2 separate regions of the Homo sapiens genome follow, and region 2 is linked to region 1. The links are chromatin loops, found by intact Hi-C in ENCODE. Cell type or tissue: mammary epithelial cell. All regions are shown on one strand.

The links. A loop is a pair of places that touch in the nucleus more often than their neighbours do. Peaks named below come from ENCODE experiments on the same cell type or tissue, not always from the same donor. Only the 100,000 strongest peaks of a DNase experiment are listed, where the experiment ranks them.
Region 2: a loop joins it to region 1, with 15 times the contacts of the local background. A loop is called at or near these places in 6 of 110 quality-filtered maps.

What each region holds. Positions count from the first base shown.
Region 1 is chr16:15,870,206-15,878,205 of GRCh38, reverse strand. CEP20 (centrosomal protein 20) reads left to right here. Exons shown (of 5, transcript NM_144600.4): 4 at 4,579-4,715. It also overlaps the pseudogene RNU6-213P. Among named protein-coding and RNA genes, the nearest start is that of CEP20, 14 kb to the left of the region's middle. In mammary epithelial cell, a CTCF peak has its summit at 3,162 (motif pointing left); a DNase peak (open chromatin) is centred at 3,185; H3K27ac peaks cover 267 bases.
Region 2 is chr16:16,190,359-16,198,358 of GRCh38, reverse strand. ABCC6 (ATP binding cassette subfamily C member 6) reads left to right here. Exons shown (of 31, transcript NM_001171.6): 10 at 177-338; 11 at 5,437-5,529; 12 at 7,992-8,000. Among named protein-coding and RNA genes, the nearest start is that of ABCC6, 29 kb to the left of the region's middle. In mammary epithelial cell, a CTCF peak has its summit at 3,307 (motif pointing right); no DNase peak of the experiment used is centred here; H3K27me3 peaks cover 127 bases.

The sequences.
Region 1 (8,000 bases):
TTCTCCCTCTTCTATTGGAGCATCTTAACTTCTATTGGAGCATCTTTCCTTTCTGTTGGCCCTGTTCAGATAGTAACTCCTTTATGGCATTTTCCTCTTTCTCTTCCTCTCATCTTCCCTTGTTTCTTTTTTTTTTCTTTTTTCCTTTTTGTGAGATAGGGTCTCGCTCTGTCGCCCATGCTGGAGTGCAGTGGCCCCATCTCAGCTCACCGCAATCTCCTCCTGGGTTCAACTGATTCTGCCTCAGCCTCCTGAGTAGCTGGGATTACAGGTGTGCACCACCATGCCCAGCTAATTTTTTTTCATATTTTTTTGTAGAGATGGGGTTTCACCATGTTGGCCAGGCCGGTCTCGAACTCCTGGCCTCAAGTGATCTGCCCACCTCCACCTCCCAAAGTGCTGTGAGGTTTTTTTGTTTGTTTTTTCAAGGCAGGGTTTCACTCTGTTGCCCAGGTCTCTAGAGTGCAGCGGCTTGATCATGGCTCACTGCAGCCTCGAACTCCTGGGCTCAAGCGATTCTCCCACCTCAGCCTCCCATGTAGCTGGAATTACAGGCATACGCTGGCATGCACCATCATGCCTGGCCAATTTTTGTATTTTTTTTAGAAATGGTGTTTTACCATGTTAGCCAGGCTGGTCTCCAATTCCTCAGCTCAAGTTATCCACCTACCTTGGCCTTCCAAAGTGTTGGGATTACAGGCATGAGCCACTGCACCTGGTAACAAGTGTTTTGAAAAGTATAAAAATTGTATAATTGAGAACAGTGGGAAAAATAATTGGGGGAATCTAAGCGTGACTTAGGATGAGCAGTGAGTTATTACATCATTTAATACAAGACATCATTTTACATTTAGCAGTTGATGGAAATAAGCAATGACTATTACTGGCTTCTTGGTAGCTTTTGAGATACCTACTTCAGATGAAAGTATTAAGAAGTTTGTGCTCACTTTAACAGCACATAAACTAAAATTGGAGCGGTACAGAGATTAGCATGGCCCCGGCAAAGGGATGACACGCAAATTCGTGAAATGTTTGATATTTTTTTAAAAAAGAAGGCCGGGCGCATTGGCTCACGCCTGTAATCTCAGCACTTTGGGAGGCCGAGGCGGGCAGATCACGAGGTTAGGAAATGGAGACCATCCTGGCTAACACGGTGAAACCCCGTCTCTGCTAAACATACAAAAAATTAGCCGGGCAAGGTGGCGGATGCCTGTAGTCCCAGCTACTTGGGAGGCCGAGGCAGGAAAATGGGCGTCAAACGGGGAGGTGGAGCTTGCAGTGAGCCGAGATCGTGCCACTGCACTCAGCCTGGGCGACAGAAGCGAGACTCCGTTTCCAAAAAAAAAAAAAAAAGTAAGTTTGAGAGAGGATGAGGAAGCAAAAAAAAAAGTTGCTAAAACGGCTTTATTTTTTAAAAGTTAGGTAACTTCTTTAAGCCCTTGTTTCTCACACTTCAGTGATTGGCATTCACAGAGTTTGCCATAGTCACATATTACTCATATTATTTACTTACAGATCTGCAGTGCTGCATCTGAAACCACTGAGGCCAGATACATGTTTGAAAATCCAAATGCTGTCGGGTTTTAAAATGACATGCCTGTAGTCCTAGCTACTTAGGAGGGTGAGGCAAGAAGATTACTTAAATCCAGGAGATTGAGGCTGCAGTGAGCCATGATCTTGCTGCTGCACTCCAGTGTGGGCCACACAGCGAGAGTTCTTTTTTTTTTTTTCGAGACAGAGTCTCACTCTGTCGTCCAGGCTGGAGTGCAGTGGCGTGATCTCGGCTCACGGCAACTGCCGCCTCCCAGGTTCAAGCGATTCTCCTGCCTCAGCCTCCCAAGTAGCTGGGACTATAGACGCATGCCACCACGCCTGGCTAATTTTTTGTATTTTTAGTAGAGACGGTTTCACCGTGTTAGCCAGGATGGTCTCGATCTCCTGACCTCATGATCCTCCTGCCTCGGCCTCCCAAAGTGCTAGGATTACAGGTGTGAGCCATCGGCCCAAGACTTCAATTCTTTAAAAAAAAAAAAAAAGTAATATGGTACATCTACCAAATACTACATGTATGTGCCAGGGAGTCCTAAAGTAGTATTCCACAATCACATTAATATTTTCTTTCTCTTTTTTTTTTTTTTTGAGTGCAATGACATGATCTCAGCTCACTGCAACCTCTGCCTCTTGGGTTCAAGTGACTCTTCTGCCTCAGCCTCCTGAGTAGCTGGGATTACAGGAGCATGCCACCACACCCGGCTAATTTTGTATTTTTAGTAGATACGGGGTTTCTCCATGTTGGTCAGGCTGGTCTTGAACTCCCGACCTCAGGTGATCCTCCTGCCTTGGCCTCCCAAAGTGCTGGGATTACAGGCTTGAGCCACCACACCCAGCACATTAATGTTTTCACACAAAGTAAGATAAAGTCTGTAATAGCCTTGTTAATAGCCTTGTTAGGTCAACCCTTGCCATCTGATGATTTTTTGCCAGATATATGAAGAGAATCCAGTTTTCAGAATTTTGCATTTCAGAATTACAGGCAAGTTATTGTGAGGCCGCACTTTTCTTTATCTTTTTGAAACTTATTTTAAAAGATAAACCTTAATCCATGAATTTGCAAGTTGCCTCTCCCTTCTGCACTCAAGCGATCCTCTCACCTCAGCCTCCCAAGTAGCTGGGACCACAGGTGCATATTACCTTCTGTGGCTAATTTAAAATAAAATTGCTGTAGAGCTAGGGGACTCGCTATGTTGTTCAGGCTGTCTCAAACTCCTGTTTGAGGCCAGGCTGGCCCCCCAAAGTCCTGGGATTACAGGCCTGAGCCCCCATGTCCAACCCAAAATTTTAATCACAAGTACATTTTTTTGAATATTTATTTAAAAAATAAAACTTTTAACATTTAAAAATCATCTTGAACCAGTTAACACTTTGGGGAAGATTAAAGTAAACAAAGAGACCTGTTTTATATTACTAGGTGACGCTTTCATAAGAGTTGCGGCATCTTATTAAATAAAGAAACTTACTTTCCTGGTTTCCCTGTGGCATGGAAAAATTAGTGTGATATTATTCCAGAATTTGGTAGCTTAGAACAACAACATAGATTATTTGTGGAATATTCGGGGATTTGGGATTGGCTTAGTCACGTAAGTCTAGCTCAGGCTCCCCCTTGAGGTTGGAGTCAAGATGCCAGCCAGGGTTGTAGTCGGAAGCCTTGAATGTGGCTGAACTATCTGCTTCCAAACTCATAATGATATTGACAGGCGGCCTCAATTCCTTACTGCATGTAACTTTCCAGGGCTGCTGAAGTGTCCTGAGGCATCTGACTTCTCCCAAAGGCAGCAATCCAAGAGAGAAAGCAAGGAGGAAGCTGCAGGGCCATTACCACGTGGCCTCTGAAGTCAGCTTTGTGCCAGTTAGAAGTGAGTTCAGCTCACACTCAGAGGGCAATGAGATTCCATCTTTGGAAGGGAGCGTCGTACTGTAAACCATTATACCAGCTAGTAAATAGATACATATCTCAAAAAATAAATCCTCCCCACAAATATATACACCTACTATGTACCCACAAAAATTAAAAATAAAGATTAAATCCTTTTAATTGTGTTTTCAAATTTGAGATTGGAAACAAAGGAAAACATTTCCATTGTACCACTCTTGATTGTCAGCAGAGCAGCTTTCCTTGATGCAAGAGTACTAATATAAATTCCCAGGCAGCACACTGTAAGGAAAACAATATGGGATTTGGGGTTCAAGTGTAAACTTTGTTTACTATCTGGGGGAATCTCTAGCAAATCTCCTGGCTGTGGTTTTCTCCTTTATAAATTGCAGTTGATGATCTTGACATTACACGATGAGGATTAGATGAGAAGAGGTATACGTTCTGTAAACTATAAAGAAGATTTTAAAATAATAGGTAATGTAAATATTAATCTAAATAAATGTTAGCTACACAGGAGCTAACATTTATATACCATTTCATATGTGCCAGGCACAGTAAAAAACACTTGACATTTATTAACTCATTTAGTGCATAACAGCCCTATAAGGGAGGGACGGTGCTTATCCTAATTTATAAAGGAAGAAACATTTATGAGGCTGGAGAGGTTAAGAATCTTACACAGAGTCCCACAGCTAGCAAATGGCAAAGCCAGAATTTGAACTCAGGTCACCTGGCTCTCAGGACCTAAGACTTTTTCAGGGCAAGGACTTATTAATCAAGAGGTGTTTATTGAATACCTGTTGTGTATTAGATGGGGTTAGGTATTGGGAAATACTCTACTGGACTTTGGAGTTTAAAAGAGATTCCTGTGGATTGATAGAAATGATATTTCAGTGTAGATGAGGTTTAAGTTGTTAACATGTTTTCTCTGGGTTTTAAAATTGTCATGAAATTAAGTGGTACTCTTAAATTTAAAAGTATGAACAATTTGCATTTTGGATAATCATGCCGCTTTTTAAAGTCTAGTGAATCACTTGGTCTTTTTGATGTCAGAGGTTACCTTTTAAAGAATAAATGTTTTAAGCTTTTCCCGTTTATGCAGATTTATTAGCTTTTGGTTTTGTTTTGTTTTCTTCCTGCTATAGACCTCTTTTATATGGGATTTTAGCCCATTTCTTGCGTGGAACTAAGGATGGCATCCAGAATGCATTTCTGAAAGGGCCTTCACTTCAGCCTTCAGACCCAAGTCTTGGCAGACAACCTAGTAGAAGAAAGCCAATGGGTATGAGTTTTCCAAGATTCATCATTTAGCTGTCAGCAAATATGTTTTCTTCCTATATATTTTTCTTTTGGAGTCTTTACTGAGCTTTTGAGTCATAGTTTAATTCTGCTTATATCTAATATGTCTAGCCTATGTTACTCCAAGAAACAGAATGCTTTTTGTAAAGAATCTTGGACAGGGAAGGGTGGGAGGCATAACTGGGCAGAATTCTTAGATGTAATTTCTTTATAGAAGTATTTAAAACTCTGGGCTAGGCACAATGGCTCATGCCTGTAATCCCAGCAGTTTGGGAGGCCGAGGCAGGTGGATCGCTTGAGGCCAGGAGTTTGAGACTAGCCTAAGTGACATGGTGAAACCCCATCTCTATTTTTTTAATTAAAAAATTATATTAATTAAATTTAAAAAAAAACAAAAAAATACTGAAAACTCCAATTTTCATGTAAATTGTAAGTATTTGGAGCAGCTTAGATCCTTGGTATACTGAATAAATAGCTTTTTATCAAGTGATTATTTTTTTTCCTCTCCATGACTGCAAAATAAAAGGTAAGATTGCTAAATACAGATAGAGAAGTCATTTGCATTTTTAGGATACTGTTTATGTTACAGTGGAAGTTACCTACAAGTTACAGATTGTTAGGAGAATCGCCCACATTTCTTTCAGATTGCCTGTTTTTTAAATGAGCTTTTGGTAGCTTTTAAATTTTTATGTATTTTTTTGAGACATAAAAATACATAAATTTTTATGTATTTTTTTGAGACATAAAAATACATAAATTTTTATGTATTTTTTCTAGTCACTCTGTCGCCTGACTAGAGTGCAGTGGTGCTATTATAGCTCACCGTAACCTTGAACTGCCGGGCTCAAGCAATCCTCTCACCTTCTTGCCTCAGCTTCCCAAGTAGCTAGGACTTCAGGCACCACACCCAGCTAATTTTTTAATTTTTGTGGACATGGAAGTCTCAACCGTGTTCACTAGGCTGGTCTTGAACTCGGTCTTAAGTGATTTCCCACCTCAGCCTCTCAGAGTGTGGGGGTTACAGGCACGAGCCTGTACCTGGCCCTGACTTATTTTGATTATCCCAGCAATGGGATCCCATTTTCACCATTTGAATTGAGTGGGTTATAGCTCAGTGTTTTCAGTTGTGGTAGAGAGCTGATCAATTTTTTTTTTTTTTTGAGACAGAGTCTCGCTCTGTCGCCCAGGCTAGAGTGTAGTGGTGTGATCTCGTCTCACTGTAAGCTCTGCCTCCTGGGTTCATGCCATTCCCCTGCCTCAGCCTCCCAAGTAGCTGGGACTACAGGCGCCCATCACCACACTCGGCTAATTTTTTGTATCTTTAGTGGAGACAGGGTTTCCCTGTGTTAGCCAGGATGGTCTTGATCTCCTGACCTCATGATCCGCCCACCTTGGCCTCCCAAAGTGCTGGGATTACAGGCTTGAGCCACCGCGCCCAACCAAGAGCTGGTCAATTTTTAAGGACAGTTAAAGGTGGGGTTTAGGCTGCCAATTATCAGAACAAATGTAAATCTTGAATGTTGACACGAACTTTTAGGAAACTTTTAGGAAACGCCTAAAATGTGGATTGCCTTTGTAGTTTCCTAAACTGCTATGACCAGTAGTGACCGTGTTAGATGCTTGGTGTCTCTTGAGGTCTGAAAGTAAACAGTGAATCAGGATAACCTATTTTGGAGGTGGTTTCTGACTGCACTAGGAGATATCTTTCTATATATATTAGAATGCTGAACTGGATGGAACGTTGGAAAATAAGTCATTCCCATCTACTTATTTCATAGTTGAGAAAACTTTAAGAAGGTTCCAATACTAAGAGGTTAAGTAACTCAACTAAGACCTGTAGCAGATAATTAGTAGCAGAATCAGCACATTTGATTGCTGTTCCCGTATACCTTTCCACATATAGATTATGGAGAAGTTTTCCAAATTCTCTTTTTAGGGATTGGTAAGGAACTGACATTACTGCCTACTAATTGGCAAGTACTTAACGAGCAAAATAAAACATTAATAGTGCAAGTACATGAGTAAATCTCTAAATTTTTTAAATAGTAAAAAGTTCCCTTTAACTTTCCTTTCTTCCTTCTTGCCTCTCCCTAACTCCTCAATTCTTCTCCCTTTTTATAGAAGGTGTCCCTGTTAGCAGTTTGCAGGGTATTCTTTGGGACTCATTTCTATTTTATTTTATTTATTTTATTTTATTTTATTATTATTATTTAAATTTTAGATGGACTGTCACTCTGTCACCCAGGCTGGAGTGCAATGGCACAATCTCACCTCACTGCAACCTCCGCCTCCCAGGTTCAAGTGATTCTCCTGCCTCCCAAGTAGCTGGGGCTGCAGGCATGTGCTACCACACCCGCCTAATTTTTGTATTTTTAGTAGAGATGAGGTTCACTGTGTTGGCCAGGCTGGTCTCCAACTCATGACCTCAGGCAATCCACCCCCCTTGGCCTCCCAAAGTGCTGGGATTACAGGTGTGAGCCACTGCATCTGGCCATGCCCAGCCCCTTCGGGACTCATTTCTGTGTATTTAAATATATATACATTGTTATGGTGCACGTTATCCTGCAATTTGCTTTTTTTTACTTGTTGATACGTGTAGATCTCGTTTTTAACTTTGTTTCATATTCCAGAGTATTATTACAATCATCCTTTTTTTAATTTTAGAGATGAGGTCTTACTCTGTCATCCAGGTTGGAGTGCAGTGGCACAATCATAGCTCACTGTAGCCTCAAACTCCTGGGATCAGTCTTTCCACATCAGCATCCCAAGTAGCCGGGACTATAGGGGTGCACCACTGCACCTCGCTTATTTTTTAATTTTTTGCAGTCAGGGTCTTGTCCTGTTGCCCAGGCTACTCTCCCACCTTATAATCACTCTTATTTAGTTTTAAATATTTTGCTTTTACGGTATTGTGATGTAACATTGTATCTTTGTCCACACATTACAGTATTGTGATGTAACATTGTATCTTTGTCTACACGTTTCTCTTGTGTGGATGCCTAAAGTAGAGTTGTTGGTTCAAAGGATATGCATATTTAAAAATGTAGTAGATATTGTCTAATTCCCCTCCAAAAAGGCTTTATCAGTCTATACACTTACCAAGAATATATGACAATATGAGTTTCTGAGTTCAGTTGTCACCAGTGGATATTGTACACCTTAACACTTCTTAACACAGCAACCCCAAGTCATTGATACTATCAGTCCCATAAAGAAAAATAACCGCTTGAGAAATAACTTTCTGGTTTGTAAGTTTCATAATCAGCCT
Region 2 (8,000 bases), 320 kb before region 1:
TTTCATTTTTGTCATCTCTGTGGATCCTCAAAGAGCCCTGAGAGGTTGGCCTAAGAGACTTTACTCACCCACCTCGCAGACGTGTGAGGTGGGGCTCAGTGGGTGGAGAAGCCACCTGGGGCATCCCTCTGCCCCGGCCTCCCCACTTTACTTCTCTCCTTCTGCCCACCCGCCAGGTCCTGGCTCTGTCCAGCGGCTCCAGAAAGGCCAGTGCGGTGGGTGATGTGGTCAATCTGGTGTCCGTGGACGTGCAGCGGCTGACCGAGAGCGTCCTCTACCTCAACGGGCTGTGGCTGCCTCTCGTCTGGATCGTGGTCTGCTTCGTCTATCTCTGGCAGGTATGCCAGAGGAGGAAGACGGGATTTGAACGGAGTCCCCCACCCCCTCCTTCTCCCCCTCCTCCTTCCCCCTCCCACCCTTCCTCCTCCTGACTTAGCATTCAAGAGGCTGGAAGAGGTCCGCTGTGACCCCAGGGTTAGGGCAAGTCTGAGGCTGTGGGAGAACCAGGTTGGTGTCAGAGAGGCACATGAAAGGTTTTACCCTTGTTCTGCCTTCATCACCCTGGATTCCATTCCTGGTGTAGAAGCTCATAAGGCTTCCTCCCCTCTCCCTCTGCCCCAGCCTCCTCCTCCTGCCCCCCTCCTCTTGCACCCCTCCCTGCACCCTCCCTCCTCCTGCATCTCTCCCACCTTCTGCCCACGCACCCCCTCCTCTTCCTGCACCCCTTCCTTTTCCTCCTTCCCCCTCCTCCTCCTCTTCCTCTCTCCTGCTCCACCTTCTTCTTCCTTTCTGCTCCCTGTCATCTTCCCTCCCACTTCTTCCCTTCTCCCTTCTTCTCCTCTACCGTCCTCCCTCTCTTCCCTCTGCTCTTCCCTCTCCTTCTCTTCCCTTTCTTCTTCCTCTCCTCCTTTTTCTCCTCCCCTTCCACCCCCATCTCCTCCTTCTCCTCCTCCTCCAATCCTGTCTCAATTTGCCTACTATTGTCTGATACGATGGGAAAAGTCCTCAATAAGGATGACCTTCACTTGACCTTGGGCAGGAAGTTCACCCTCTCTGGGCCTCAGTTTCCTCTGTAGAAAGATGATGATGATGACGTTGATACTTCCCCATGTGCTATTAGGGTACCCAGTAGGCAAGTTAACCATGTTTTGAAGTTACCAGTAACCCTGAGGCACCACCATAGCCACTGTCCACAAAACACAAGAGGAGAACATTTTAGGGGGAAAAATTGCTACTTAGTGTTCAAAAAACACAAAGTAGCCATCAGGAAACAACCAAACAAAACAAACAAAACATTTACTTTCCAACTTCATTCCTTTAACGTTGTGGTATAGGATTTTCTTTTTTTAAATTAAAATCAGACTCTGGGCCAGGCACAGTGGCTCATGCCTATAATCTCAGCAATTTGGGGGGTGAGGTAGGTGGATCACTTGAGGCCAGGAGTTCCAGACCAGCCTGGCCAACCCCGTCTCTACTGAAAGATACAAAAATTAGCCGGGCATAGTGGTGGGTGCCTATAACCCCATCCACTCAGGAGGCTGAGGCAGGAGAATCGCTTGAGCCTTGGAGGTGGAAGTTGCAGTGAGCTGAGATAATGCCACTGCACTCCAGCCTGGGTGACAGAGTGAGACTCTGTCTCCAACAAATAAATAAAAGTAAAAATAAAATTAGACTCTGTATCGGGAACTGCCTAGGCTCAAATCCTCCTTCTGACCACTTATCAGTTGTGAATCTGTGTGCAAGGACCCTACTCTCTCTGTGCCTCCTGTTCTTGTCTCCAACGTGAGGATCATAATTAACAGTAGCACTCCTGCCCCAGAGGGGCTGAGGCATTAAACGAGCCCATATGTAGAAAGCACTTAAAAGGGTGCCGGGCACACAACTGCACCCTGTAGGTATTTGTAATATTATCATTAGTTACTTTTCCATAAAGGATAAGACAGTAGATGCTTTTTACACTGGAGGCCACACCATCTCTCCTGCAAATATTCATCTCTGCCCTTGGAGTGCAGAAGTGGCTGTAGACCATACTAAGCAAACAGGCATGGTATTCCTCCAATAAAACTCTATTTATGGATGCTGACATTTGAAGTGCATATCATTTTCATATGTCGTGAAATAGTATCCTTTTGATTTTTTTTTTTTTTTTGAGACAGAGTCTCACTGTGTTGCCCAGGCTTTGGTGCAATGGCACAACTTCGGCTCACTGCAACCTCCACCTCCCAGGTTCAAGCAATTATCCAGCCTCAGCCTCCTGAGTAGCTGGGATTACAGGCGTGCACCACAACATCTGGCTAATTTTTGTATTTTTAGTAGAAACTGGGTTTCACCATGTTGGCTGGGCTGGTCCTGAACTCCTGACCTCAGGTGATCTGCCCACCTCAGCCTCCCAAAGTGCTGGGATTACGGGCATGAGCCACTGTGCCTGGCCTTGTAAAAACTGTTAATGGCATTTTGATTGTAATTGCTGAATATTCCAAAAAAAACTCGAATGCTCATGCATATGATTGTTTTTGCTAAGGCTAGGGGCCAGGACTTTTTCCAGTGTCTTCACCTTGTATTCCAGGGCCTTGCAAACAATAGGCAGGTGCTTAGCAATTACAACATAAGGCACTCAGACAGGGCTTCATGTGCAGTACATAAATGTCATCATTAGGAAGAAAGAGAGGGAGAGAGGAAGAACATGGGAAAATTCAGGGCAATTGATCAGGTTGACCCCACCGTTGCTAAAAATCAGATGAGACCAGGCGGGGCACGGTGGCTCACGCCTGTAATCCCAGCACTTTGGGAGGTGAAGGCCGGCAGAACACTTGAGGTCAGGAGTTCAAGACCAGCCTGGCCAACATGGCAAAACCCTGTCTCTACTGAAAATATAAAAATTAGCCGGGCATGGTGGCATGTGCCTGTAATCCCAGCTACTAGAGAGGCTGAGGCAGGAGAATCACTTGAACCCGGGAGGTGGAGGTTGCAGTGAGCTGAGATCACATCACTGCACTGCAGCCTGGACGACAGAGTGAGACTCCTTCTAAAAAAAAAAAAAAAAAAAAAAAAAAAATTAGATGAGACCAACAAGATATCCATAGATAATGCACCATGTTACTTTGCTTGTGTACTTTTCCTGCCTCTTGGTAGACAGTTCCTAACATCACCGTGAGGTCTTGGTGAAGGAGGAGTGGACACTGAGGTTGCTACAGTTTAATGATACCATTTTTCCCCCAGACAGAGATGTTCATCTTCTGCTCACATTCCTTGAGTGTTTTTCCAAGCCCTGCTGTGGGCTGGTGTTTACCCTCTGCGCCCTTCTCCATTGAGCCACTAGGTAGCGCCATTGCCGCATAAATGAAACAAACTGGCCCAATGTTAGAAAATAGTGTTCCCAGGCCAGGTGGGGTGGCTCAAACCTGTAATATCAGCACTTTGGGAGGCTGAGGTGGGTGGATCACTTGAGGCCAGGAGTTCGAGACCAGCCTGGGCAACGTGGTGAAACCCCATCTCTACTAAAAATACAAAAATTAGCCGAGTGACACATGCCTGTAATCCCAGCTACTCAGGAGGCTGAGACAGGAGAATCGCTTGGGAAGCAGAGGTTGCAGTGAGCCAAGATCATGAGACTGCACTCCAGCCTGGGTCACAGAACAAGAATCCATCTCAAAATAAACAAACAAATAAATAAATAAATAAACATAGTGTTCCTAAGGACTGAGACGGGAAACTGAGGCACACAGACTGGAGTTGGGGTGGGGCTTGTCAAGAGAATGGGTCCAAATAACCTGTGCAGAAATCTCAGAAAGTCACAGCAACTTAAAAATCATTTATTCTACCCCCCACTTCCACATTTTCCAGATATAGAAACCAAAGCCGAGAGGGGGAAGATAACCATCCCAAAATCACCACGTTGGTGGGGGAGCAGGGTTGCCAGAGAAAACACAGGACATTCAGTGAAGTGTGAGTTTCAGACAAACGGAAGAATTTCTCAGTGTATGTCCCAAATATTTCACGAGACTTAGACTAAAACCTTATTCACTCTTTATCTTCAAATGTAACTGGGCATTCTGTATGATGATTTACTAAATCTGACAACCCTTGCGAGGGATGAAATGAAGATTAGGAAAATAATTAAACGCAATAAGAGAAAATGCCAAATGAGAACAACTCTATTCCCATTTTGCAGACAAGAGAATTGCACCTAAGGGAGATGACTTGCCCCAAGGCCACACTCAAAACTCTCAGGGTCAGGATTTGAACCAGGTCCCCTGATTCCATAGGTCTCAACTTTACTGTTGTGGCTGGGAACACCCCCCAGTCCCACTCGTGTGTGTGCACAATCTGTCTTGAATATAACTCTCTCCCTATCGTGTAAGAGGGCTGTTTCCCTCCCTGACATTGAAGGACCCCACCTTCAGCAGGCATCTCCTGACACAGCAGACCCCATGAGCACAGATCCCTGGGACCTGGTGGCTGCCCTTATCAGATTCCCTGACATCCCCATCTTAGGACCCAAGTCTGACCACCTTCGGGGTCTGCAGCTGTGTTACAGAAAAGGGGTCCTGATCCAGATCCCAAAAGAGGGTTCTTGGATCTCGTGCAAGAAAGAATTCAGGGCGAGTCCATAAAGTGAAAGCAAGTGTTTGTTTGTTTGTTTTTTGAGACGGAGTCTCACTCTGCCACCCAGGCTGGAGTGCAGTGGTGCGATCGTGGCTCACTGTAAGCTCCGCCTCCTGGGTTCAAGCTATTCTCCTGCCTCAGCCTCTCGAGTAGCTGGGATCACAGGTGCCCACCACCACACCTGGCTAGTTTTTATATTTTTAGTAGAGACTGTGTTTCACTATGTTGGCCAGGCTGGTCTCAAACTCCTGACCTCAGGTGATCTGCCCGCCTCCGGCCTCCCAAAGTGCTGGTATTACAGGCATGATCCACCGTGCCCGGCCAAAAGCAAGTTTTTTAGTAAAGTAAAGATCTAAAAGAATGGCTACTCCATAGAGAGAGCAACCCAGAGGGCTGCTGGTTGCCCATTTTTATGGTTATTTCTTGATGATATGCTAAACAAGGGGTGGATTATTCATGCCTTTCCTTCTTAGACCATATAGGGTAACTTCCTGATGTTGCCATGGCATTTGTAAACTGTCATGGCGCTGGTGGAGTGTAGCAGTGAGGATGACGGGAGGTCACTCTCGTAGCCATCTTGGTTTTGGTGGGATTTGGCCGCCTTCTTTACTGCAACCTGTTTTATCAGGAAGGTCTTTGTGACCTGTATCTTGTGCCGACCTCCTATCTCATCCTGTGACTTACAATACCCTAACCGTCTGGGAATGCAGCCCAGTAGGTCTCAGCCTCATTTTACCCAGTCCCTATTCAAGATGGAGTTGCTCTGGTTCACGTGCCTCTGAGAGCTGGGCTCCTCGGGATCTCCTGACATCCTGCCCCTTCTATCCCCAGCTCCTGGGGCCCTCCGCCCTCACTGCCATCGCTGTCTTCCTGAGCCTCCTCCCTCTGAATTTCTTCATCTCCAAGAAAAGGAACCACCATCAGGTTTGGCTTTTGGGAAAGGGACGGACCAGGCAGGAAGTAGGGAGGAAGCCACAGGTCCTGGTGTGGGAGATGCGGAGGGGAGAGCTGAGTGCGAGCCCACGGGTCTGGCTTTGTTCTTGTCGTCTGTGAGCTGCCCATCACTCAGACCTGCACCCCCTCCCCCTATCCTCTCAATGGACAGTGGCTCCGTCCCTCCAATGTTCAGGCCACAGGCCCTGGGTCAGTTCAATGCCTTTTTCTCTCACATCCCATCTGTCAGCAGATTTGCTTGGCATCACCTTCAAAATGCATCCAAAATGTCACACTTCCCAGCATAGGCTCTCCGAACCCCATGATCTCTAACCCAGGTCACAGCAGCAAGCCCCTGGCTCACTCCCCGCCTCTGCCCTCAGCCTCTCTCCACTCCCAGCCAGAGGAGACCTATGCAAACCAAATACGTTGTACCCCTCCTCTACTCAGACCCACAGCGGCCCCATTTTCCTCAGACTGAGCCAAAGACCCCACAGTGGCCCACCAGGCCCGCCCTGAGCTGGCCTTATTGCTTCCAACCTCACCTTCTACCCATCTCCCCTCCTTCCCTGCCTTTCCCCACACATCTCCCATCCTCAAACCTGCCCGATCTCACACATCCCTGCAGGCCTTCGCTTTAGCTGTTCCCTCCACCTGGATCACCCTCACTCCCGAAGATCCTCTGTCACCTCCCTGCAGTCAGGGCGGCTTCCCTCACCACCCTCCAGCAAGGAAATGGCACGTCCATCCCTCCCCTCCCAGCAGCAGCCTCTCCTTTGCCTGCCCTGGGATTGTTTTTGCTTTTTTCCCCCCACAGCACTTCCCACAACCTACAGGGTCCTACAGGAAGCACCCGGCAGGGTTGATTGCCTTGTTTTCCTTAACTGGAAGCTTTGCAACAGCACAGGCCACTGATTGTGGCCAACTCGGCATCTAGTTAGTGCTTGGCAGGCAGAAGGTTCTCAGTAAGTGTTTGTGAACTATGGAAGAAAGGAGGGAGGGAAGAAGGAAAGGAGGAGAGGAAGGAGGGAGGGGAAGGAGAGAAAAGGAGGGAGGGAAGGAAAGATAGGAAAGGGGAGGAAGGACAGAGGGAAGGAGGGAAGGAAAGAATTGAGGGCGGAAGAGAAGGAATGAGGGAGAGAAGGAAGAAAGGGGGGAGGGAGGGAAGGAAATAAAAGGAAAGAGGGAAGAAAGCAAAGGAAAGAGGAAGAAAGGAGATAGGGAAGGAAGGAAAGAAAAGGCGGGAAAGAGAGAGGGAGAGATGGGGGATGGAGGGAAGGAACTTATTTCCTCTCTTGGCCCAGCTGTCCCAGTGTCCGTCTGTCACCTGGGCTGTTTCTTCAGCCTCCTGCGTGGACTCCTCTAAAACATTCTAGGCTGGGCACAGTGGCTGACACCTGTAATCCCAGCACTTTGGGAGGCCACACCTGTAATCCCAGCACTTTGGGAGGCCGAGGCAGGCAGATCACCTGAGGTCAGGAGTTCAAAACCAGCCTGGCCAACATGGCATAACCCTGCCTCCACAAAAAATACAAAATTTAGCCGGGCGTGGTGGCGGGCGCCTGTAATCCCAGCTACTCGGGAAGCTCAGGCAGGAGAATCGCTTGAACCCAGGAGGCGGAGGTTACAGTGAGCCGAGACCACACCACTGCACTCCAGCCTGGGCGACAGAGGAAGACTCGGTCTCAAAAAGTAAAACCTTCTCCAGGCAGCTGCCCCTCTGATGATGCCCCCCGCCCCATGGTGAAGCACAGGAGACCCTGAATTCTTCTGCCTGACTTTAAAGTGCCAAGTGACCCTGCCCACACGCTCCTCTGGTCACACTGAGTGTCCTCTGAGTCATGCTATTCCCTGTGCCTGGGTTTTAGGTGCCCCCGCCACCCCCCTACCCCCCAGCCCCCACCCCCCACCCCCATCTCAAGCCCCTCCCCTCCCTCTTCTCCAGCTCCATCCCCCCATCCTCTGCCTGCTCAGCACGCACTTCCTGGTCATTTAAGATTTAGCTCAGGCTGTAATCCCAGCATTTTAGGAGGCTGAGGGCAGAGGATCACTTGAGCCCAGGAGCTCGAGGCCAACCTGGGCAACATAGTGAGACCCCAACTCCACAAAAAATGTAAAAGGTAAAAAAAAAAAAAGACGTAGCTCAGGCATCAACCACCTCCAGGTAGCCTTCCTGATGGTGTCATACCCAGGTGGGCTCAGGCTGCCTCTGTTCTCCGGGCATCAGAGGCTTCCTCCATGGGGCACATTATCCCAGGGGCACTCCTGCAGAAGTCCAGGTACAGGATGATGGTGGTTGGACCAGGAGTGAGGGTCAGAGGTGCTGAGAGGCAGACAGGTTTGGGACGCAGTTTGGTGAGATGAATGGGATTTGCTGAAGGGTGGCTGTCAGGGTGCAGGGAAGAGTTCTCAACTGTCCCTGTCTTCATCTCTCTTTTTCCCTCCGATCCCAGGAGGAGCAA